Linked DNA regions of Homo sapiens: regions 1 and 3 are each linked to region 2. The links are chromatin loops, found by intact Hi-C in ENCODE. Cell type or tissue: heart right ventricle. All regions are shown on one strand.

What was found. Peaks named below come from ENCODE experiments on the same cell type or tissue, not always from the same donor. Only the 100,000 strongest peaks of a DNase experiment are listed, where the experiment ranks them.
Region 1: it touches region 2 in a loop (2.8-fold over the local background); 16 of 110 quality-filtered maps call a loop at or near these places.
Region 3: a loop joins it to region 2, with 3 times the contacts of the local background. A loop is called at or near these places in 25 of 110 quality-filtered maps.

What each region holds. Positions count from the first base shown.
Region 1 is chr12:71,934,276-71,942,275 of GRCh38, forward strand. TPH2 (tryptophan hydroxylase 2) reads left to right here and starts at 4,570. Exons shown (of 11, transcript NM_173353.4): 1 at 4,570-4,816; 2 at 7,309-7,458. The coding sequence starts at 4,712. RefSeq lists a silencer at 4,436-4,735. In heart right ventricle, a CTCF peak has its summit at 4,695 (motif pointing left); a DNase peak (open chromatin) is centred at 4,592; H3K27me3 peaks cover 2,905 bases.
Region 2 is chr12:71,777,181-71,785,180 of GRCh38, forward strand. It overlaps RAB21 (RAB21, member RAS oncogene family), which reads left to right. Exons shown (of 7, transcript NM_014999.4): 5 at 4,851-4,905; 6 at 5,390-5,478. Among named protein-coding and RNA genes, the nearest start is that of RAB21, 26 kb to the left of the region's middle. In heart right ventricle, CTCF peaks have their summits at 3,233 (motif pointing right) and 3,435; a DNase peak (open chromatin) is centred at 3,231; H3K27ac peaks cover 1,181 bases.
Region 3 is chr12:71,896,090-71,904,089 of GRCh38, forward strand. TBC1D15 (TBC1 domain family member 15) reads left to right here. Exons shown (of 17, transcript NM_001146213.3): 9 at 588-691; 10 at 1,758-1,852. Among named protein-coding and RNA genes, the nearest start is that of TPH2, 39 kb to the right of the region's middle. RefSeq lists a silencer at 4,000-4,294. In heart right ventricle, a CTCF peak has its summit at 4,211 (motif pointing left); no DNase peak of the experiment used is centred here; H3K27ac peaks cover 558 bases.

The sequences.
Region 1 (8,000 bases), 160 kb after region 2:
GCTTGTGGTATTTACTTCCATATGTCCCAATGCTGTAATATGTGTATGCTGCTACTACTTTGATTTTCAGCTCTAGGCATTAACCATTGATTTTTCATCTTGGAAGACAAGAATTTAGCTGTTTACCCTCTCCCCACAGCCCCTATTATTCACATACACACTTTCTTATCTGTCTGTCTTCTAATATAATTGATATAATATTGGTTAGGTCAATATTTAGTGCTTATGTTATGACTTCGTAACTGTAATCCCCAAATGAGACATGCTCCCCTTCAGCCCTAATTTTCATTTTTCTTGGGGAGTTAATTCTTATCAAGGTTTTTTACTGGCTGATTTTATATACAGTTGTCACTAATCTAACCCCACACTCTCTACCAAATATTTAAATTGAGGCTTGTCAAATGTGAGCTTACCTACAGGGTAATCTGTTTGCATTATTTTGTTCAGAGCTTTCAATATTATCTGAGCTTTCAGTGTGTTTTAAGATCTTGCCTTTGCCAGATTCTCCAAAGATATTTTTTGTCTTTATTTGGCTGGAGAATAAATGCCTGGCTGTCAGACTTCTGAGGTTTGGGAGTCTCCATGTCATGATATCATGAGTCTCACTACCTCAATACATTCATTTAATCAGAATGGTACCCGTATTCTCAACTATGCCTGATGCTCCTAAGTACAGAGGCCCTTTGTTTTACCCTTTCCAGAGAATAACCTTCAATTTTCTACCTGGGGGCAAAAGAGGAGGTGGCTTGGCTATTTAGTCAAGGGGAATATGGAATTTTAACTCCTTTTTAAAAATAAGATAACAGCTTTATCGAGATATGATATATATGCCAAAAGATTCCCTCCCTTAAAGTGTACAATTTTGTGGTTTTTAGTATATTCACAAAGTTGTGTAAATATCACTAATATTTAATTTTATTAGTGATGAATTCTGTATGAATTTTATTAGTGATAAATTCTGTATAAAAATTCATTTTCATACAGAAACCTTGTACCTTTTAGCAGCTATTCCCCACCTCTTCTTTTTTTCCAGTCCCTGGCAGCCACTAATCTACTTTCTGTGTGTGTCTCTCTCTCTTTTTAAAACGATCTCTTTTTACATCTTCTAGACATTTCATATAAACAAAATCTTGCAATACATGCATGGTCTTTTGTGACTGGCGTCTTTCACTTAGCATAATATTTTCAAGGTTCACCCATATTGTAACATGTATCAGTACATTATTTCCTTATATTGCTAAATAACATTTTATTTATCATGTATCATTTTTTGTTTTTTTCATTAGGTGATAGTATTTGAGTTGTTTCTATTTTTGGCTATTATGAATAATGCTGCTATGAACATTCATGTACAGTTTTTGTGTGGATGTATATTTTCATTTTTCTTCGGTGTATACCTAAGGGTGGAATTGCTGAATCATGTAGTAACTCTAGTTTTACCTTTGTGAGGAACCGCCAAACGTTTTTTCAAAGTGACTACACCATTTTACACATAGCTAGGAGTGAAATTGTTGAGTCATACAGTAACTTTATGTTTTGCATTTTGAGAAACCACCAAACTGTTTCCCAAAGTGACTGTACCATTTTATAATACCACCAGCAATGTGTGAGTGTTCCACATTTTCTGCTTCTTTACCAACATTTGTTATTGTCTGTCTTTTTTATTTTAGCCATCCTAGTCGGTCAGAAGTCATACTGTGTTTTTTGATTTGCATTTCCCTAATGACTATTGATGTAGAGCACCTTTTCCTGTTTGCACTGGCCATATCTTCTTTGGAGAAATGTCTATTAATTTTTTTTTGCCCAGCCAGAGCATGATAGCAAGACCCTGCCTTTACAACAGCAACAAAAAATTAGCTGGGTGTGATGGCCTGTGCTTGTAGTCCCAGATGCTTGGGACGCTGAGGCAGGAGGATCACTTGAGCCCAGGAGGTTGAGGCTGCCAAGAACTATGATTGTGCCACTGCACTCCACTGTGGGTAACAAAGCCAGCTGTCTCAAATAAATTTTGTTTCCCAATTAAAAATTGGTCTGTTTTTTTAATTGCTGAGTTGTAGGAATTTTTTATTCTGGATACTGTTTCCTATGAGATATATGATTTATAAATATTTCCTCCCACATTGTGGGTTGTCTTTTCACTTTTCTGAGGGTGTCCTCTGAAGCACAGAAGTTTTTAATTTTGATGAAATCTTATTTTTTTCTTTAGGTACTTATGTTTTTGGTGTCCTATCTAAGAAACAATGGCCTAATCCAAAGTCAAAAACATTTACTCCTATCCTTTCTTCTAAGAATTTTAATTTTAGTTCTTACATGTGTGTTTGTGATTCATTTTGAGTTAATTTTTGTGTGCAATGTGAAATAGAAGTCCATCTTCATTATTTTGCATGTGGATATCCAAAGTTGTCCCGGGACAGTTTGTTCAAAAGATCATTCTTTCCCCATTGAATTGTCTTGGCACGTTTGTTGAAAATCAATTCCCTCTACATGTAAGGGTTTATTTCTGGACACTCAATTCTATTTCATTTACCTATATATCTGTCCTTAGTACCACACTGTCTTGATTATTGTAACTTTGTTATAAGTTTTGATTTGTCTAACTGCTTCTCACACTTTGAACCACTCTTTTTCAGTCTCATCTACCTTCAATTCCAGAGGTATTTGAGCCTTTAGGGTATTCTGTCATGTAAAGTGCGTTGCTTCTAAGTCTTCTTCATTGATAGCTTAAGGTTCAGCTTTCCCATGACTGCAAAGCCTTTGATCAGTTTTTTCTTCTTTCAAGCTGCTAATTTTTTGTTGCCATTGTTTTCCAACTTATGCGACTCTTGTGTACCTTGAAAAGGAATTTTTTATCTTGTTTTAATAGGGTTTCCAGGGTGAGCAAAAGTAGTTAAATCTTTAATATTCTAAATATATATTATAAATAAATTACTTTTAATATCTTTTTTTCCCTCATTTCCACATCCAAGCAGGGACACTATCTAGTGGATTTTATCCCTTCACATCTCTGGTTCTTTCATTACATCTCAGTAACATTAGCTACTATTATTGTCATTAGTTCATTTGCCTTATTTAAACTTGCTTCTCCTATTAGCTGATTAGAGCTGACCCTTACAGAAAATGTAAGCCAAATAATATTTTCAGAATTAGATCAATTAATAATTATGTCTCTTCAAGACTCCAGAAACAATTAAACTTCAGTCAATATTAGTTCATCCCGACTTGTTTTGAAATTTTTTTTCTATATAGACAAGCAGTGCCAGCACCAGATTTTGTTTAGATTTTCAGTCAAACAAGCACATTTGGTCAAGAGTTTTTCATTCTTCAGGAGATTGGTAACATTTTCCTGTGGCCTGGTGAATTTTATGACTTTCTAAGGTTTGAATAGTAAGAATATTGATTAATCTATGCATGTCAAGTTGCTGGATTTGATCTAGTTGACATTGATATTTGACAGTATGTTTAGTCATTAAAAGCTCAAATGTCATAGTACTCTTAACCTCTGCTTTCTCCTCACCACATAACGCACAGATCTCGTATATTTAAGTAGCACTTTTTATATGAAAGGGTCATGTCAAAGATTAAATTTCCATGATTTCCAGTAGAGAGAAAAACCACAAGAGTATTAAAATGAATGGCTGATATATGGGAATCTAGTTTCCTTTTATTTCTCATTTAGTAAGGAAGATTCCAGGATTAGTATCTGAGCTATATGTAATCTACATGTGGCTAAATTGAACCCTTACCTTTCCTTTGCAATACATTTTCCTCCATATAACTCTGCATAGAGGCATCACAGGATTAAGAAGAAGCCCTTTTATGAAAGCCATTACACATATATACACTCACACATTTGCATGCACAAAATTAGAATATGTCAAGTCAGAAAAAGCTTATTAACATAAAATGGAGTTGGTCAATGAGTAAAAAAAATATGCTGATGGGAGGGATAAGATCTAGTGTTCGGGAGCACAATAATTTATTTTCTTTTGTATTTTAAAATAACTGGAAGAGTGGAATTGGAATGTTTCTAACACAAAAAGAAATGATAAATGCTTGAGGCAATGGATATCTTGATTACCTTATTTGATCATTACACATTGTACGCTTGTGTCAAAATATCACATGTGCCTTATAAATGTGTACAACTATTAGTTATCCATAAAAATTAAAAATTAAAAAATCCGTAAAATGGTTTAAGCATTCAGCAGTGCTGATCTTTCTTAAATTATTTTTCTAATTTTGGAAAGAAAGCACAAAATCTTTGAATTCACAATTGCTTAAAGACTGAGGTTAACTTGCCAGTGGCAGGCTTGAGAGATGAGAGAACTAACGTCAGAGGATAGATGGTTTCTTGTACAAATAACACCCCCTTATGTATTGTTCTCCACCACCCCCGCCCAAAAAGCTACTCGACCTATGAAACAAATCACACTATGAGCACAGATAACCCCAGGCTTCAGGTCTGTAATCTGACTGTGGCCATCGGCAACCAGAAATGAGTTTCTTTCTAATCAGTCTTGCATCAGTCTCCAGTCATTCATATAAAGGAGCCCGGGGATGGGAGGATTCGCATTGCTCTTCAGCACCAGGGTTCTGGACAGCGCCCCAAGCAGGCAGCTGATCGCACGCCCCTTCCTCTCAATCTCCGCCAGCGCTGCTACTGCCCCTCTAGTACCCCCTGCTGCAGAGAAAGAATATTACACCGGGATCCATGCAGCCAGCAATGATGATGTTTTCCAGTAAATACTGGGCACGGAGAGGGTTTTCCCTGGATTCAGCAGTGCCCGAAGAGCATCAGCTACTTGGCAGCTCAACAGTGAGTACTACGTACCTGGCACTATGGAGAATTATTTTTTAGGGTGTGACCATCTTCTCCTCACCATATGAATCCCTTTTGTAGTGTAAGCACGCACACCTCAAATTTCTCCTTCTTTATAATCTGTCTACCCTGCTTTCCTCCTGTCTGCCTCCAGTCTTCCTCTTCTCTCCATAAGTAAAGCGAGTGTGCCAATCACTGCGTGCTCAACTTTTTTTCCGCAAAGTTTGTAAGTAGAGAGTTAAGAAGTTCCTGAACATTAAGAATGAGAGATTGTATGAATCAATGTCTTAAATCTACAGCCAAAAAAAAAAAAAAAAAAATGGAGTGTGAAGAATTTTGAAAAGCCGTTTATTATGAGGAGGAGGAGTAGGGAGAACAAATTAAATAAATTTCCACGGTTTTCAGAAGATCATTGTGTCTCCTACACCCCCTTCAGTTTACAAAGCCTGGTCTTTAAACATAGAACTATTATTTTCTCTTCTTAGTTATGGGTGCAGGTTATTGGAATAAAAGAAAGATTGGATTCCTTTCAAAAGTTTTTCTGTGTTTCACATTGCTCAATTTTTTTCAGTTTACTTGATGGAATAATGAAAGCAATACACCACTTGCTATAGTATTTAAGGGAGTTTTATGTTTATAATATCTACAGGATAAAAAAGCAGTATTTGCAGGATTTTAGATCCTGCTTTCAGGTAGTAGTCATGGGATTTAATAAAAACCACGAAATAAAAATGTATCCAGGTCCTAGTCATTAAAAATATTAAATGGTATTTTATTACTGTACTATCAGAGTTTATCAACCAAATCCAATTCAGTCTGTATCATAGAATCATCTGTTTTAATTTCGTAGCTCCAAATATGTGCCAGAGGGCTGCGTTGGACTGACATATTATTACTGATAAAAATGTTGAAAAGTAAACATGGCAACTTCTGTAGAATTATTTAAATCAATTTGCAAAAATGAGGCCAAAATGTAAATAGATTTTTTAACATTTAAATATCATGAATATTTGGATGAGATATTACAATGAAGAGTTTTGAAGTCATAATTAACTGCTAGAAGGAAAACAAAGTAAGCTCAGGGTAATGGTTAATGTATGACCCTTTTATATAAAAAATGCTACTTCTGTATGCAAGATCTGTGTGTTGTGTGGTGAGGAGGAGGCAGATGTTAAGAACACTGAGACATTTGAGCTTTTAATGACTAAACATACTGTCAAATGTCAATGTCTGCATAAACTTCTTCCCTCCCTCAAGTCATAAATAATAAAATCTCCATCTCTATTATATATAAATCTAGTGAGTAAGGCAATACTGATGTGTGAAAATAAAGCCAGTAGAGAAATCAGAAGAAGACAATGGCAGATAACTATTCACTGGGTCCCAAAGCAAACCTACATTTCTCAGTTTCATGAGGATGTAGTAGATTGGTACGATTGTATTAAATCACCATTTGCCAGGAGTTACTTCTATGTCTGCCCAATGCTGTATTTGCATATAAAGAATATAAAACAGACCACATAATTTTGCATTGTCTGTCAAATGAAAGTTTCCAGCTTGTTGTTTTTGTTTTGTTTCCTCCCATTCTATTCCTAAATAAAGTTTCCAGCTTTTTATTCTGCATTTCTGGCAATGTGACCTGAGTTACTGGAATCTGTCATTTTTTTCTTTAGCCAGCAGGATTAATAGACATTACTTCATCAGGCAATATAAAATCTTAAGTGGCTAATGAAGTGTTAATCTTTTTCAGTTTCTCAGATTTTTACTGTTTGCCCCTAATAATTAGCTGGCCAGGTTTCTTCCTTCCTGCCTTTCTCCTTTTTTCCTTTTATTTGTCACTGAATTTTAATAGTCACTTCTCAAATATTATCTTCTGACACAGATGGCCTTAGAGTTAGTTATACATGTGTCTGTGCTGAACTTTTGCAGGCAGATTCACATTGACAATGTGGATCTAACTGAAGAAAGTAATACTACCCATTAATTTCTGGGCATGTGCTGACATATTTTGGAATGAAATCGATATTTTGTTTTTAAAATTTAATTGAAACTAAAATTATTTTCAAAAATATGTTTGATCTTATTTTTAATATGGTTAGTAATTAATATAGTTTCCATAGGATTCAACGAGGCTAAGAGATCAAATTTTGTGCTGTAAAATAATCCTAGAAAGGCAGGAATTTTTCATATATGATATTGCAGGCGTTACGACAGTCAGGTTTTTGTTGCTATTAAAGTGAAGCAAATCTGATCCCCTTTTAATTTCAACCACTAGATGATGTCTTAGACCATTGGAAAATAGTGTCTCAGAATAAATTAGACCAATATTTATGACTGAAAGTTATGAGTGACACGGCAACTTCACCTTAAGTTTGTATGATTGGTGGAGCTTCCAGCTTATGAATGACATGTATGGGAAAAATCTAATTACGGAGGATTCTGGAACCCTAACTAATATTTTGTTTTATTATGCTTCGACATTCCTGAAGCTAAATAAACCTAACTCTGGCAAAAATGACGACAAAGGCAACAAGGGAAGCAGCAAACGTGAAGCTGCTACCGAAAGTGGCAAGACAGCAGTTGTTTTCTCCTTGAAGAATGAAGTTGGTGGATTGGTAAAAGCACTGAGGCTCTTTCAGGTGAATGTGAAATATCATTACATAATTTTAAAAGTGACCGTGTGCCTGGGTACAAACCTGTTATCTGCTATGAAACATTACTGAATCAATTTCTGGATAATGTGGTGAAAGATTCAAAGGAACCAAACTTCGTGAGGCTTTAAAAGGGGAGTTGTCTGTCAAGCAATGAAATAAGCAGAATTGCCTAAGCTGTGGCTTATTAATGCAGAGTTAGCTGGTTAGGAACTCTGAAGACTATTGCCAGGTTAGGAGGTCAGTACTTCAAAAACGTGAGCTTCACACCTGAAAATGAAAACACAAGAGCCAAACAGGGTATCTTAAGTAGCAAGAGCCTGCAACTTGATTTGATTTGTTCAAATTTGAATTTACACATGTCCTAGGAGCATGTTTATTATGAAAAACTGAGATACATGAATATAGGCACACGGTATTCCCCTAAGTCTCATTGTTTATGTGTCTTAATGTATCTTTTTGCGAAGATGAGTCACTCTCCTTATATTATATATTGTTGGGGTAGCTCTTCCCTTATCTTATAGAAATGT
Region 2 (8,000 bases):
GCTTTTTCATCCCAACACTCACAGTTGTTTTCCCCTCACCATTCCCCACCCCCGTCACTATCCTTTTTACTGCATGAATTAGTTTTGTTTTGAATTTTATATAAATGGAATCATATAATATTAACTCTTTTTGGGTCTGGCTTTTTTGACTTTACATTATGTGCCTACGATTCCTTTATGTTGTATATAGTTGTTCATTTTATTCTGATTGCTGTCTAATACTTTAATCTATGAATACTCCACAGTTTATCTGTTTTGCTATTGATGGACATTTGCATTGTTTTTCCCACTTCTTGATTTTTATTCTCTGTTGTAGTAGTTCAGTGTTTATTCTCTCTTCTGTTTTATTAGTAACTTTGAAATAATACTACTACTTCTCAGGGTTATGATGAAGATTATATAATGATTTGAAAAATACTTGGCATAGAGGTAAACATTTGACAAGAATTCATTCTTTTCTCTTTACATAAGATAACCTTTCAAGCATTTGAAGACTACTTAAACGGCTCACTTTAAGTCTTAAATTCTCTAGATCAGCTGTTTTTTTATGTGGCCTACCTTCCAGACATTCTGATCATCCTGATCATTTTCTCTCCTAGGTTTATTTTATTGTGTCAGTATGTCTCCCACACTTGGAAATAAACCATAGAATCCAAATGTTGTTGAGCTAGTATGTTCTTATAGACCCTGTCTCTCTCCTCACACTGGCCTTCTATCAGGATTGCCTGAGATTGCTTAAATTTTTTAGCAGACATGTCAACTAGTCTCTTTTACATAGGTTATAGTTATCTAAAATCTCAAGTCCTTTTTTATAAGTATTGCTATTCAGCCAGATGTTTCCCAGCTTGTTCTCATGTAACTATTTAAAGCTAAGTAGAAATTTCAGTTTGTCATGTTTTTGAATCTTTATGTTTGATATACAGTCTACTAGCATTTTCATGTGTAAATTGAATACTTAACCTCCTAGATCCTTATCTAAGTCCCTGATATCCATGTGCTAACCAGTAATAGAGAACCACATGTTTCAATAGCAGAGACTTTTTCCTCTAGGTTGTCATTAATCCATTGATAGGCACCCTTGGCTGTGGTTGATAGTATTCTGCATCTAGTCTATCCTTAATATTTGTATGTTTCTTGAACAAATATTTATTATTAATCGTAGTCACCATTTACTGAGTGCCAGGCACTGTTTTAAGTACACATTTTTTACTTCATTTAAGCCTCCTGACAATGCTGAGGGGAAGACCATTTCATTTTACAGATGAAAAAATGTGCTTAGAGACCTTGAAACTTCCCAAAGTCACATAGTTTGTTAGAAGTAGACCTGGGATTTTAACTCAGATCTGCCTGCCACTTCAAGCCCATATCCTTAATAAACACTTCATTGCTTACTATGTGCCAGGCTTTGGGAATAGTGTAGTGAATAAGTAAACAAAATAGATACGGTTCTTGTCCTCCCAGAGTCTCTTGTGTGGAAAAAGAGAGGAAAACAAGCTACTATTATATGTTATAATAAATGCTATGGAAGGGAAATGCAGAATGGAGTGCTATGAGAGCACAAAAGCAAACAAACTAGATTTGGGGTGCAAGGGGGAGATAAGGGAACATTTCCTAGACCAAGTGTTGGATAAACTAAGTTAGCTAGATGAAGCCAGTAGGATGATGGTAGAGTGCGTTACCTGCAAGGCGTGGTGGCTCACCCCTGTAATCCCAGCACTTTGGGAGGCTGAAGCAGGCGGATCATTTGAGGTCAGGAGTAAGTTTGTATTACCTGTCATGGACTTTAATTGTCTTACAACAATATTGACTTTCCATTTGATCATTCACTGTGATGAATGTCATTAATATTAATAACTGTTCCTTATTGAGCATATAGTATATGCTAGGCCTTTTACATATATCTTATTTTCACATCAACCCTGCAAGGTTTGTTAGCGACACATGCGTACAGTGAGACTAACAGAGGTTAACTAATTTGTCCAAAATATTACAGTTATGGCCAGGCGTGGTGACTCTGGCCTTTAATCCGAGCATTTAGGGAGACCAAGGTGGGCAGACTGCTTGAGTCCAGGAGTTTGAGACCAGCCTAGCAACATGGCAAAACCCCATCTCTACAAAAAAATACAAAAATTAGCCAGATGCGGTGGTGTGTGCCTGTAGTCCCACTCGGGGCTGAGGCAGGAGAATCGCTTGAGCCCGGGAGGTGGAGGCTGCAGAGAGCCGTGTTCACGCCACTGCATTCCAACCTGAGTGACAGAGCAAGACCCTGTCTCAAAAAAAGGTAAAACAAAAAAAAAATTACAGTTATGGAGTAAGCAAGGACTTAAAAACAAGTTTTATCACATTTAAAAGCTTTCTGAAAGCTTCTTTCCACTGTGCCCCACAACCATTCAGTCTAAGCATAATATGATTCTAGTTCTATATCATTAGGCCATTTGCCCTTAGCAGTGGACATGCCCCTTCTATGTTCTTAATTCAAATATGTATTTTTAAGGAAGATCTGCTTAACTTAGAGGGTAGCTTTTTCCCTCCCTTTCCAATAGTGTCAGCCTATTTGTTTATGTTTTTAATTCTTTATAGTACTATACTTTTAAGTAGGTGCTTGCTTTGGTTATTGTCCTTGTTTTCAGGTGTTTTAAGCCTATCAGAAAGTTCCGTATGTAGCTGCACAGTAGTATTGAAGCAGATATGAGTCTCAAAGCCTTACTCCTTAGCTGTCTTGCTTTTGAAAAAATATAGAAACTAAAAGGGTTTTTGAGCTTTGGAAAGAGGTCAGTCACTAGCCAGTCAGGTTTCTGCAATGTATTCTGTGCTGTCAATCCATTGTGAACACTGATTATTCAAAGAAATAATAGTTATTTAGATTTAAAATATTTTAAGTTTAAAATAATAGGTTATTAAGATAGCTATTTATTAATGGCCTGATTTATTAAAATTAGTCATTTAAAATATTATCAAATAATAAAGCAGTGTCTGAATTATTTCTCCTAAATGTTCATTTGAGGCAGTAAGGTGATTGCCTGCTTTTCCTCTCTTCACTCTTTTTATAGGTATTGATGATATTGATGGAATTTGGAACATGAGCCATTAAATACCTAGAAAAAAATTCCATAGGGTTTTAGGTAATTGAAGCAAAATTAATATTGCTACTTTTAGTAGGAGACTATCTTATTTTGCCTTTGTGAGGCAGAATCTTTTTCCTGTTTGTTGGAGCCACTGGCCACCAGGTGGTGCTTTTTGCATTCTTTACAGAATAACACGACGGTTTTTCCTCTGGTTACTGTCAGACATTGTCATATTTAGCTAATTAAAATTTCCAATGACAAATATAATGTAGGAAGTTAGAACTAATATGAAACTTCTTGCTGTGGTAGATAGCTGTTCAAAGAAGGAAGAGTTTGTTACTGAATTTGTTGGTATCCACTGAGCTTTAGTGTTGTCTGCTTCCCTCTCTCTGATTCTTAGGCTATGGTGGCAGATAGTTTCTTGCAGTTGCCAGCAACTAGGTTCTCAGATTATTCGAGGTCCTCAGTATATAGAACCTTTGGACTTGTCCACCTCAGTGCTAAACATTTTATCTTTTATTGGGTGCTTATTTCAATGCCTTATCTGAAATTTATCTGAAATTGTCTCCTAGAATCTATATGGTTCCAAGAAAAAAAGTAACCTTATTTATAAGATTTCTCTTTTCTCCCTAAAAGCCATAGTAGAAGAATAAAAATGTTTGTTTGAAGTGTCCTTCCATAGGGTATTTTTCCTTATCGTTATCTACTGTTTTTATTACCTTTAGCACTCTGGGTGTCCAGCCAACTCATCTTAAGTTCAAGGAATCAGTATTTTGCAGTTTCTTCATTTTTGTTCTGATGGCTTTTTTTAAAAGTATAATCCCAGCTTGGTTCTGTTGTTTAAGGAGAGCTAAACTTATAATTTAAATCTGCATGATATACATATATTAAGTTTTAATAACTCACTAAAATTGTTTTTTAAACAAAGAATACAGTTTTTCCGGCCGGGCGCGGTGGCTCAAGCCTGTAATCCTAGCACTTTGGGAGGCCGAGGCAGGCGGATCACGAGGTCAGGAGTTCGAGACCATCCTGGCTAACACAGTGAAACCCCATCTCTACTAAAAATACAAAAAATTAGCCAGGCGTGGTGGCAGGCACCTGTAGTCCCAGCTACTCAGGAGGCTGAGGCAGGAGAATGGCGTGAACCCGGGAGGCGGAGCTTGCAGTGAGCCGAGATGGCGCCACTGCACTCCAGCCTGGGTGACAGAGCGAGACTCCGTCAAAAAAAAAAAAAAAGAGAATACAGTTTTTCCCCTTATGATTGTGGAGTACTTAAAAATCTGTACACTTTAATTTTTACTTTAACTGGTTTATATCATCCAGGAAACCAAAATACTTGTAGGATCCAAGAGGCTAGATTAATATATTTTAGTAAACACTAAGATAGCCATACTTATTGACCGGCTCTAAGTTAATGGGAACTGTAGAAAATTTTGCTCTTACTTTTGATCATTTACACTTGCCTAAGAATCATAGGTTTATCTCTAGGTCTCTGGTATCCCCCAAAATCAAAAAAGAGTGCCTGTCTCTTTGGAAAAGTTGTTTTCTTTGTCAGAGGCTGCAGATTCAGGAAAGGTATGAATTGAGTCATTTGAAGGAGGATGAGGCATGATCAACCCTCAGATCACAAGGCTTAACTTTATAATTTCAAGACATTAGAAGTCTGGTGGGGATTTGCATTATTTTTGCTGGTAATTAAAATGGCAATTTTATATTTAGAATTGGCTTAATTTTGTTATGAAAATAAATCAGTATAAAGATAAATATTTACTTTTTTCAAAATAGGTAATAAAATAGACTTGGAAAAGGAGAGACATGTTTCCATTCAAGAAGCAGAGTCGTAAGTACTGTGACCCTCCCATTCCCCATCACTCCCTAGTAGAAATCTTCCTCTTTATACGTTTTGCTTTACCATTTAGGTATTACTCAAATCTCTTAGCATGGATTGAGGTGTTGGATTCAGTGAAGCATGTTTACATGGTAATTTCTGGGCTTGTGGCAATAAAGCCCTTACTTCCCTTTTTGACTTCAGTGAAAAATACGAGTGATATAAAACAAAACTATCATGATCAAATAGGCAGTAAGCCAGAAAAACTTTTGAAGTATTTGAGTCCCAAATTAATCTATAAAAATTTCGAGGCTTGTTATATTTGTGTTATTTAAAATTTGATTTAATGTATAGAGAATTTAAATAGCTATATAAACTTAATTTCACTAAACTTGAGTAAATTAATATGTCACTAAAACTGTTACTATAAAAAAGCAGTTAAGACAAAATCATGAATAATATTTTACATCAATCACCGATGTTACTTTTTTTTAAGGTATGCAGAATCTGTGGGAGCAAAACATTATCATACTTCAGCCAAACAGAACAAAGGAATTGAGGAACTCTTTCTTGACCTTTGTAAAAGTAGGTATATTCAGATTTAGTTTGTTTAGAAATGGTTTTTGGTTTTTATTTTTTAAAAAATAGTATGTATTTTACACCAGTGTTACTTTTCAAAGAATTGGTTCTTTTTAAACTATTGACTATTGGTAGTATTTCTGAAGTGCTGTAACTATTTTTTTTAATGCTTAAATACCTACTTTAACCCTGTTTCAAGCAGTAATTAATGGTTATGAAATCATAAGTATGGTGTGGGCTAAATATATATTATAATATATGCATAAGTATTAAAAGTGGAAGGGGAATTTACATATTAAAACAGATTTAAGACCTGTAACAACCTCTTGCAATGAATGGACCTTATTTGGACACTGATTTGTCAAACTAGTGAAAAAGAGTGTTTGTGAAACAAGATATTTGATGATATTAAGATACTATTAATTTTTTAGGTGTGATTATGGTATTGTGGTTATGCTTTATAAAAGGAGTTCTTATCTTTTAAAGACACATTAAAATAATTTAGGAATAAAGTTATGGGTCTGAGATTTGACTCAAAATAATGGTAGGGATGCTTAGGGTTATTCATGAAATTGGGTGATGGATTTTCATTATGCTGTATTTTCTACTTTATGTTTGAAATTTTCCATATTAAAAAGTTTATAGTTTTAAAGAAAAAGGAAAATAAATTTATATATATTCTGAAAATCATTTCTTATATTACCAATAAAATGCATATCTGAGTTTATGGACTTTAGACTCTTTTGAGAATTTGATGAAATCATGGTTTTTCTCTCTAGAAAAGAATATTGATATGTGTGTGTGTGTGTACACACACACACACATTTTGGAATAAATTAGTTTTATAAAACCCTCAAGTCATTCATAATTCTTCTAAAATATTGATTATGTAAGTGATGTCCCCTGATCAGCAGCATCAATATCACTTGAAAATATGTCAGAAATGCAAATTCTTGGGCTCTCCAAGCCTGCCGAATCAGAATTTCTAGGGATGGTGCCCAGAATCTGTGTTTTAACAAACGCTTCATATGATTCCAATGCACACTAAAATATAAGAGCCAATGCTGTACATAACAACTTGGGGATCTTATTAAATGCATATTTTGATTTAATAGGTGTGGGATAGATTGAGGTCCTCATTTCTACAAGCACCCAAGTGGTGGTGATGCTAGTCATCAGGATATCCTCCTTCCTTACCTCCCTCCCTCCCTCCCTTCCTTCCTTCTGATAATGCTTTTAAATAACAATGCACTAAGTCAGTGGCTTACAAATGTTATAAATATCACATCTTCAAAACAATTTTTGCATGCTCCACATGTTTATTTAGAAATTATATAACATGTACAAGTACTAATATGTACATTTTAAAACATACCTAAAAAATAGAAATTTTGGAAAGTTAAAAATAAGTAGATATAGAATTTATAATGTTTTCTTATTTCCTCTTGTTGGATTGTCCCACATACCTCAAATTGTAAACCATTAATCAAGAGCAGTCTCTAATTTAAGAGCCCTTTTGTATTTTAAGGACACCCTCTTTTCTTCCTTCATCTTCTCAAATACGTGTTTTGTAAATACTTTCTCTCAGTCTGTGTTGTGTATTCCCATTTTTCTTACCTGTGTCTCTTAAAGTGCAGTTTTAAGTTTCAGTGAGGTCCAGTTTATCTATTTTTCTTTTATGATTCATGTTTTATGTCTTACATGAGAACTCTTTGTGTAAGCCAAAGTCACAAAAATTTTCTCCTATGAAGATTTTTCTCCTGTGTTTTCTTCTGGAAATTTTGTTTCATGTCTTACATTTAAGTGTATAATTCATTTTTCGTTGTTTTTTGCATAAGATGTTAAGGTGTGGGTTAAGGTTGATTTTTTTTTTTTACAATAGATGTCCAGTTCTATTAATACTACTGTTTTTTGAAAATATTCTTTCTTCATTGAATAACCTTGGCAACCATGTCAAAAATCAAGAGACCATATCTACGGGGTCTATTTCTGGACTGTGTTTTTTTGGTTCCACTGATCTATTTCTCCTATCATTGTCTCACTGTTTTGATTAGTGTAGCTTTATACTAGTTCTTGCAATCAGGTGGTGTGAGTCTTTCTGCTGTGTTCTTCGAAGTTCCCTCATCTTAAACTCCATTATTCTTCAAATATCGCTGTGGTCAGGGACAGTGGCTCACACCTATAAGCCCAGTGCTTTATGAGGCCAAGGCCATAGGATCACTTGAGCCCAGGAGTTTGAGACCAGCCTGGGCAACATAGTGAGACCCCCATCTCTAGCAAAAAAAAAAAACTCAGCCAGGCATGGTGTTGCATACCTGTAATTCCAGCTACTCAGGGACTGAGGCAGGAGGATCAACTGAGCCCAGGAGTTAGGGGCTGCAGTGAGTAAGTGATGATCACACCACTGCACATCCAGCCTGGGTATCAAAGCGAGACCCTGTCTCTCAAAACTAAAATAAAAAGAATCATTTACTTAAAAGTATTACATTTCTAGTTGAAGAATAAATCCTGCCCCCTAAATATTACTT
Region 3 (8,000 bases), 120 kb after region 2:
CTAATATGGCTTGTCTTATAAACTCCTAGTATTTAGGGGTTTTGTTGTTATCGTTACTGTTTTGGTGTGTTTTTTTTTGTTGTTGGTTTTTTTTTTTTTTGGTGGGGGAAGTAGGGAGGAATGAACTCTGTTATTTCTTTGATGAATGATGCCTTAAAATTCCTGGATTGAGTAGGACAGAGTGAGGTGCTTATGATGTTCCTGGGGGTTGGGTAGACCCTTAACTCTGGGGGAAGAATTCTTCCGTACTTGAAGTTCTGTGGGTTTTGTGAAGGAGGCCTGCATTCCAGTGGCATTTGCCTTATTCTGTAAGATTGGGCTTAGACTCACCAGTCACACTGTCTGTCTGCTGTAGTCTACTGTATTCTGTAGTCTACTGTATTCTGTGCACTGTTTAAACTTTCTGGCAGCTGCTTACATCTTTTGGATCTAGAAGTAAAAAACAAGATGATATTCACTGAATTGAACTATTTACATATATGAAACTACCTCTTAAAGATTAGTTTTCCTTTTTATATGCAAGTTTTGTGAACTTACAGTATTACATTCTTTTTCATTCATGTATTTAATATGTATGCTTTCTTCAGGGACTTAGTCATGCATTGAGAAAGCAAGCATGGAAATTTCTTCTGGGTTATTTTCCCTGGGACAGTACCAAGGAGGAAAGAACCCAATTACAAAAGCAAAAAACGTAAGTAATGGTCTTTCGTACATTTATCAAAGAGATTCAAGTAACCCACTCATACAAATTAGTATAGGGTTTCTAGATGAGGATTTGGAATAGACTGGGGAATGGAAAAACAACTTCATTTTTATGTTTTAACTTAAAAATTATGAGCATTCTAATTATTTTAAATCAGAAACTTACTAGAAGCACCTTTTTGCATTTATTTTTGTGAATATGTAAAAAGAAGATAAACATATTCCCTTATATAAGCCTTGTACAAGCCTTTTGCATACTTGAAAGATAACTACGTAGACATACACTTAAAAACATCTCTCATTCATCTTGATTCATTTTTATAATTCATTATGAAATTATAAATGGCTCATAAGAAATATATTTGCTATTTAGATTAATTACCTTTAAGTTACTTTTCTGATACTCTTATAATGGATCCTTCATTCTTTTTGGAAGAGTATTTCTATTTTAAGTTATTCCTCAGACTTGAAAGGAAACACAGACCAACTTTCCAGGTACAACTTCTTGTTCTCAGTTGTCAGTCTAGCCTTTGATTTAAAGCTATTTTCAGTCATTATGTGCATATTTAAGTTATCTGACAGTCTTCTCTTTTCAGCTTGTTTACCAGTTCTTCTAAGACATTTTTACATTAACTAGTTTCTGCAATAAACTGCTTGGAAATGGAACTATAATGTCACATTTTTTAAAAAAAAAGTCACTTAGATTTGTATTTACAATTATTTGGAAACTTTAGTGGTTAAAATATTTCATGACTAGAATACTTTTAGACATGATTTTAAGGATGAGATAAATGTTTTTGTAAAAGAATACCTAAAATTATTCTAGTAGTTGAACAAAGTTTATCACATAAACTTTGTGATATTTATCGGTTATTTTTTTCTTTTGTTTTCACTTATTTATCATAACTTTAAACGTTTTGCTATTGTTTTTATAAACTTACATTCCACTAGCATCATAAATGCTTTGATATACTGTTTATAGAAAAACCCAATTAAACAGTGTTAAAAATAAAGTTTTCAAATAGCTTTCTTTGATGTCAAATTGTTTTCTATAGTGATGAATACTTCAGAATGAAACTGCAGTGGAAATCCATCAGCCAGGAACAAGAGAAAAGAAATTCGAGGTTAAGAGATTATAGAAGTCTTATCGGTAATTTTTTCTTAACAACTTTGGAAATGCAAGGGGGGATTACATTGAAATCTTGATAAGAGTAAAGAAGTGAAGATACATGGTAATAGCACTAGGGCTCAAAAGAGAAATCAGAATAGGAAAGTACATTGCAGTGTGTGTTTAATGTTCTTTGTTGTTCCTCTTCCAATAGGCATATTAATTCAGTAAGTTTATTTATAAGTGTTGATATATTTAATTTTCAGTTCCAAAGTATGAATTTCTAAAAAGATTGTTTACCTTTATTTGCTTTTTGAATTAATTTCATTTTTAAAAAACTTTATTTTCTTTTTTATTATGAAAGTCTGTTTATTGTAGAAAAATTAACTGTAGATGAGCAAAAAGAGGTAAATAGAAATTATTTTTGTTTCTGTCACCCAGAGATAATTATGGTTAATAGGTATTGGTTTATATCCCTTCAGAACTTCTTTAAATATACATATATTTCATTTTTAAAATTAAATAAATGACTCCAGATATAAAATTTAGTATTTGAAAATAGAATATTTACCTGGGGATAACTATTCTCTAAAACACAGAGATGCTTGATAGAATTTTATCATTAAAGCATTAGTTGCATTTCATAATCTCCATTTACAAATGAGAAACTGAAGCATGGAGAACATAAATGACCTGTCCAAGGTCACACATGTCCCAGTTTAATGTTCTTATTACACTGTCTCTGTAATTTTAGGATAGCATTGGATAGTACTGGAACTTAGTTTTGAAATTCCTATATTGTATCTGGATTTGTATATCCGTGGTTTCATAAAGAATGATAGAGGGATTTGTTACTGCTGTTAACACCCTCCCATGAAAGAAATAATTTTTTAAATTATATTTAGAAAGCCCAACGTAACAGGCTGATTTGGTACCGTTTGTGGACATGAAAACAAGATCTTTTTGGCAGTGATACTTTTGATCCAAAAAGAATTTATTTTTCTGAAATGTAAATTATACCAGAATAAACTTTGTCCTTTCTCTGATTAAGGCGAAAGTTTGGGAGTCCTGAGTTTTGGAGTTTAATCTAAAGTTTCTAACTGAAGCTTCTTGATATTTTCAGTTTCAGTAGGAAAAACAATAAGGGATTCTGGTGTTTTACTCCTGCTTGAGCATAAAATATTCGAACTGGAAGGGAAGTTAGAGGTCAACTAAACCTGTATTTTAAGCCTCTTCTTTCTGCATGCCATATCCTCTTCCCTTTATATCAAGGATCAATGTTGATGTCTCTGATATTCTCAACCTTTCATGTCCTTTTCTGATCCTTTCCAGGAGACTGGTAGGAAAATTTAGATATTTAAAGTCCCCATAATGTAATTTGAATTGAGACATACTGTAGCCTACTTTGTTCATTTTTAGCAGATAAAGTTGAAGCCCAGAAAGGTTAGTCAGTTGTCTTAAGCCATCTATCTCGTTAGTTTTATAGTTCAGACTCATTCATACTCAGATCTAATTTTGAGTGGCCTTTCAGCTATACCATGCTTTCTGCCAGTAGAAGTGCATAAAATAAGTTAGTTTTAAAGCATTCTTTTTCTATAATGCTTTTTCCCAAATGTATTTTGAGAATGCTCATCAAAAGCTTTTTGGGTGGTATAAATTTACTTTTATTAAAAGCAAAACTACGCAGTAAGCTTTAGGTCTTGCATACATGCCAATAAGTTGGATTTTACTTTAAGTATGATGAGACTCTATTGGAGCATTTTAAGGAAGAGTATTTTATTTATATTTTAAAATCATTTTTACTGCTTTGTGGAAATTCAATCAAAGTAAGAGTAGGAATAGGGAGACCAGTTAGTGGAAAGCATAAGTTCAGGCAATAAATGGTAGTAGAGGAGGTAAAAAGAAGTAGGTGAGCCCGGCCATGGTGGCTCACACCTGTAATCCCAGTATTTGGGAGGCTGAGGTGGGAGGATCACTTGAGCCTATGGGGTTGAGGCCACAGTGAGCTGCGATTGTGCCACTACACTCCGGCCTGGGTGACAGAGCGAGACCCCTTCTCAAAACAAAACAAAACCAAAAAAAGTAGGTGGATTCAAGTTATATTTTGGTGATAGAGTTGATAAGACTTTCTGATATATGAAATATGGGGTGTGAAGGGGAAAGAGAAATAAAAAATAGGACTCAGTTTCTGACTAGAAAACGGGCAGTTAGTGATACCCCTTATGGAGATGAGAAATGGGGTATGGTGAAATTGAATTAAGTGTTAAGGTATATATACCTTAAGGTGAAATATACAAATGGAATGTCAAGTAGGTAGTTGAATAGTCTGGACTAGTCTGGCAGGAGATAGAAGTTTGGGTATTATCAGTATAAATATCCATGGAAACATGTGCCACCTAGTGGAAAAAGAGACAGTTAAGAAGGCTCAGGAATCCCAGTTTTTAAAGCAGTGGTTTTTAACTTTGGCAACACATTAACCCATTTATGCCTAGTGTTCCATTATTGGAACACTAAGCTTGTGGGAGTTATTTGTATCCTGCTGCTCAAGGTCATCTCCAAGGTCTGATTTTTCACACACAAAAATTCGCAACCTCTGGCATAAATGGGTTTAAATCACCAAGGGATATTTCTGAAAACCAAATTGATTATTTCAAGCATTCATACACTCATTCATTCTTTCAATAAGTTATTACTTAGTGCCTATTATGTACTAGGCTCTCCTCTAGGCATTAGGGATTCATCACTGCACAAAACAGGCAAAATTCTTGCCCTAAAGGAGTTTTCATTCCTGTGGAAGAACAGACAGTAAACAAGTTAAGTAAGTAACATATGTGGTATGTTAGTGATACATGCCAAATAGAAAAATAAGGCAAGGAAAAGGGTTAGGATGTTTGTGTGCAATGTTGCCATTTTAACTTGGGCAAGCAGAGACAGCTTTTAGTAGGAAAGTGATATTTGAATAGAAACTTGAAAAAGGGAGGGGGTTCTCTTACCACTCCTGTTCAGTGTAGTATTGGAAGCCCTAGCCAGAGCAATCAGGCAAGAGAAAGAAATAATGGGCATCCAGATGGGAAGAGAGGAAGAGCAACTGCTTGATATAAAGGGAAGAGAATATGGCATATGGATATTGCTGGGTTTTTTGTCTTTCAAGAGACAGATTCTTGCTTGTCACCCAGGCTGGAGTGCAGTGGCACAATCATAATTCACTGCAGCTGGGCTCAAAGGATACTCCAGCCTCAGCCTCCCAAGTAGCTGGGGCTGCATGCACGCACCATCACACCCGGCTAATTTTTAAATTTTTTTGTACAAATAGGGTCTCACTATGTTTCCCAGGCTGGTCTCCAACTCCTGGCCTCAAGCAATTCTCCCATCTCAGTGTTGCAAAGCATTGGGATTATAAATATGAGCCACTGTGCCCAGCCAATATTGCTGTTTTTTTTGTTTTTGTTTTTTACTAAGATGGGAAAAACTGTTAGAGAAGAAAGTCTGGAAGGGAATATTTAGAATTCAGTTTTAGACTTTAATTTTGAGATGCCTATATTGAATGTCTGTAAGTTAATATGTTGAGTTGAATGTGGATATATGGGGCTGGAATTCATGGGACTGGAGATAAATTTAGGGGTCATCAACATAGATAGTATGAGATTACATAAAACCATGAATTATGAAACTAGATTACCTCAAAAAGTAGGCATCAAAGGTACATAACCTCAAAATAATAAGAGCCATCTATCACAGACCCACAGCCAACATCATACCAAACAGGCAAAAGCTGGAAGCATTCCCCTTGAGAACCAGAACAAGACAAGGATACCCACTCTGACACTTTTATTCAGCATGGTACTATAATCAGGCAAGAGAAAGAAATAAAAGGCATCCAGATAGGAAGAGAGGAAGTCACCCTCTCTTCACAGGCAATATGACACTATACCTAGAAAACCCCATAGTCTCTGCCCAAAGGCTCCTAGATCTGATAAACAACTTCAGTAAAGTTTCAGTATACAAAATCGATGTGCAAAAATCAGTAGCATTGGTATACACCAACAACGTCCAAGCCGAGAGCCAAATGAAGGATGTGATCCCATTCACAGTAGGCACAAAAATAATAAAATACCTAGAAATACAGCTAACCAGGGAGGTGAAAGAACTCTGCAATGAGAATTACAAAACACTGCTGAAGGGAATCAGAGATAACACAAACAAATAGAAAAACATTCCATACCATGGATTGAAAGAATATTGTTTAAAATGGCCGTACTGCCCAAAGCTATTTATAGATTCAGTGCTATTCCTGTCAAACTACCAATGACATTTTTCACAGAATTAGAAAAAAATTCATATGCAACCAAAAAAGAGCCCAAATAGCCAAAGCAATCTTAATGCAAAATGAAGAAAGTTGGAGGCGTCATACTACCTGACTTCAAACTATACTGCAAGGGTATAGTAACTAAAACAGCATAGTCCTGGGACGAAAAACAGGCACATAAAGCAACGAAACATGTTAGAGAACCCAAAAATAAAGCCACACATCTACAGCCATCTGATCTTCGACAGAGCTGACAAAAACAAGCCACAGGGAAATGACTCCCTATTCAATAAATGTTCCTGGGATAACTGGCTAGCTATATGCAGAGGTATTAAACTGGACCCCTACCTTTCACCATATACAAAAATCAGTCAAGATGGATTAAAAACTTAAATGTAAAACCTGAAACTATAAAGACCCTAGAAGAAAATCTAGGAAATACCATTGAGGATATCGACCCAGGCAAAGACTTCATGAAGAAGACTCCAAAAGCAATTACAACCAAAACAGAAATTGACAAGTGGGACCTAATTAAAGAGCTTGTGTACAGCAAAAGAAACTATCAATCAACAGGGTAAACAGACAAGCTACAGAATGGGGAAAACATTTGCAAAGTATGCATCCTTCAAAGGTCTAATACCCAGAATCTGTAAGGAACTCAAATCAACAAGCAAAAACAACCCCATTAAAAAATGGGCAAAGGACATGAGCAGACTTTTTTTTTTGAGACGGAGTCTCGCTCTGTTGCCCAGGCTGGAGTGCAGCAGTGCAATCTCGGCTCACTGCAACCCCTGCCTCCCGGGTTCAAGCAATTCTCTGCGTCAGCCTCCCGGGTAGCTGGGATTACAGGTGCCCACCACCACGGCAGGCTAATTTTAGAATTTTTTTTTAGAAGAGACAGGATTTTACCATCTTGGCCAGGCTGGTCTTGAACTCGTGGCCTTGTGATTCACCTGCCTTGGCCTCCCAAAGTGCTGGCATTACAGGTGTGAGTTACCATGCCTGGCTGCAGACACGTCTTAAAAGAAGACATAAACACTGCCAACCAACATATGAAAAAGTGCTCAATATTACTAGTCATTATGGCAATACAATTCAAAACAACAATGAGATACCATCTCCTACTAGTCATGATGGCTGTTACTAAAAAGTCAAAAAATAACAGATGCTGGTGAGGTTTTAGAGAAAAGGGAATGCTTATACAGTGCTGGTGGGAAAGTAAATTAATTCAGCCACTGTGAAAAGCAGTCTAGAAATTTCCCAAAGAACTTAAAACAGAACTACCATTCGACCCAGCAATCCCATTACTGGATATATGTCCAAAGGGGTATAAATCGTTCTACCACAAAGGTAAATGCACATGTATGTTCATAGCAGCACTATTTGACAACAGAGAAGACATGAAATCAGCCTAGATGCCCATCAGTGGTGGACTGGATAAAGAAAATATACATATGCACCATAGAATGCTATGCAGCCATAATAAAGAGATCGTAGCCTTTGCAGCAACATAGATGGAACTGGAGGCCATACTCCTAAGTGAATTAATGCAGAAAACCAATACCACATGTTCTCACTACAAGTAGGAGATAAACATTAAGCACACGTGGACACAAAAAAGGAAACAGTAGACACTGGGGCTGTTTGAGAGTGAAGGGTGGTAGGAGGGTGAGGATTGAAAAACTACATATTGGGTGTTATGCTCATTACCTGAGCGGCAAAGCTATCTGTACACCAAACCCCCATGACACACCATTTACCTGTGTAACAAACTTGGCAATGTACCCCTTGAAACTAAAATACAACTTGGGAGGAAAAAAAATAGATTAAATTGCCAAGGGAGTAGTACAGTTACAAAAAAAGAACTGAGCCCTGGGGCACTTT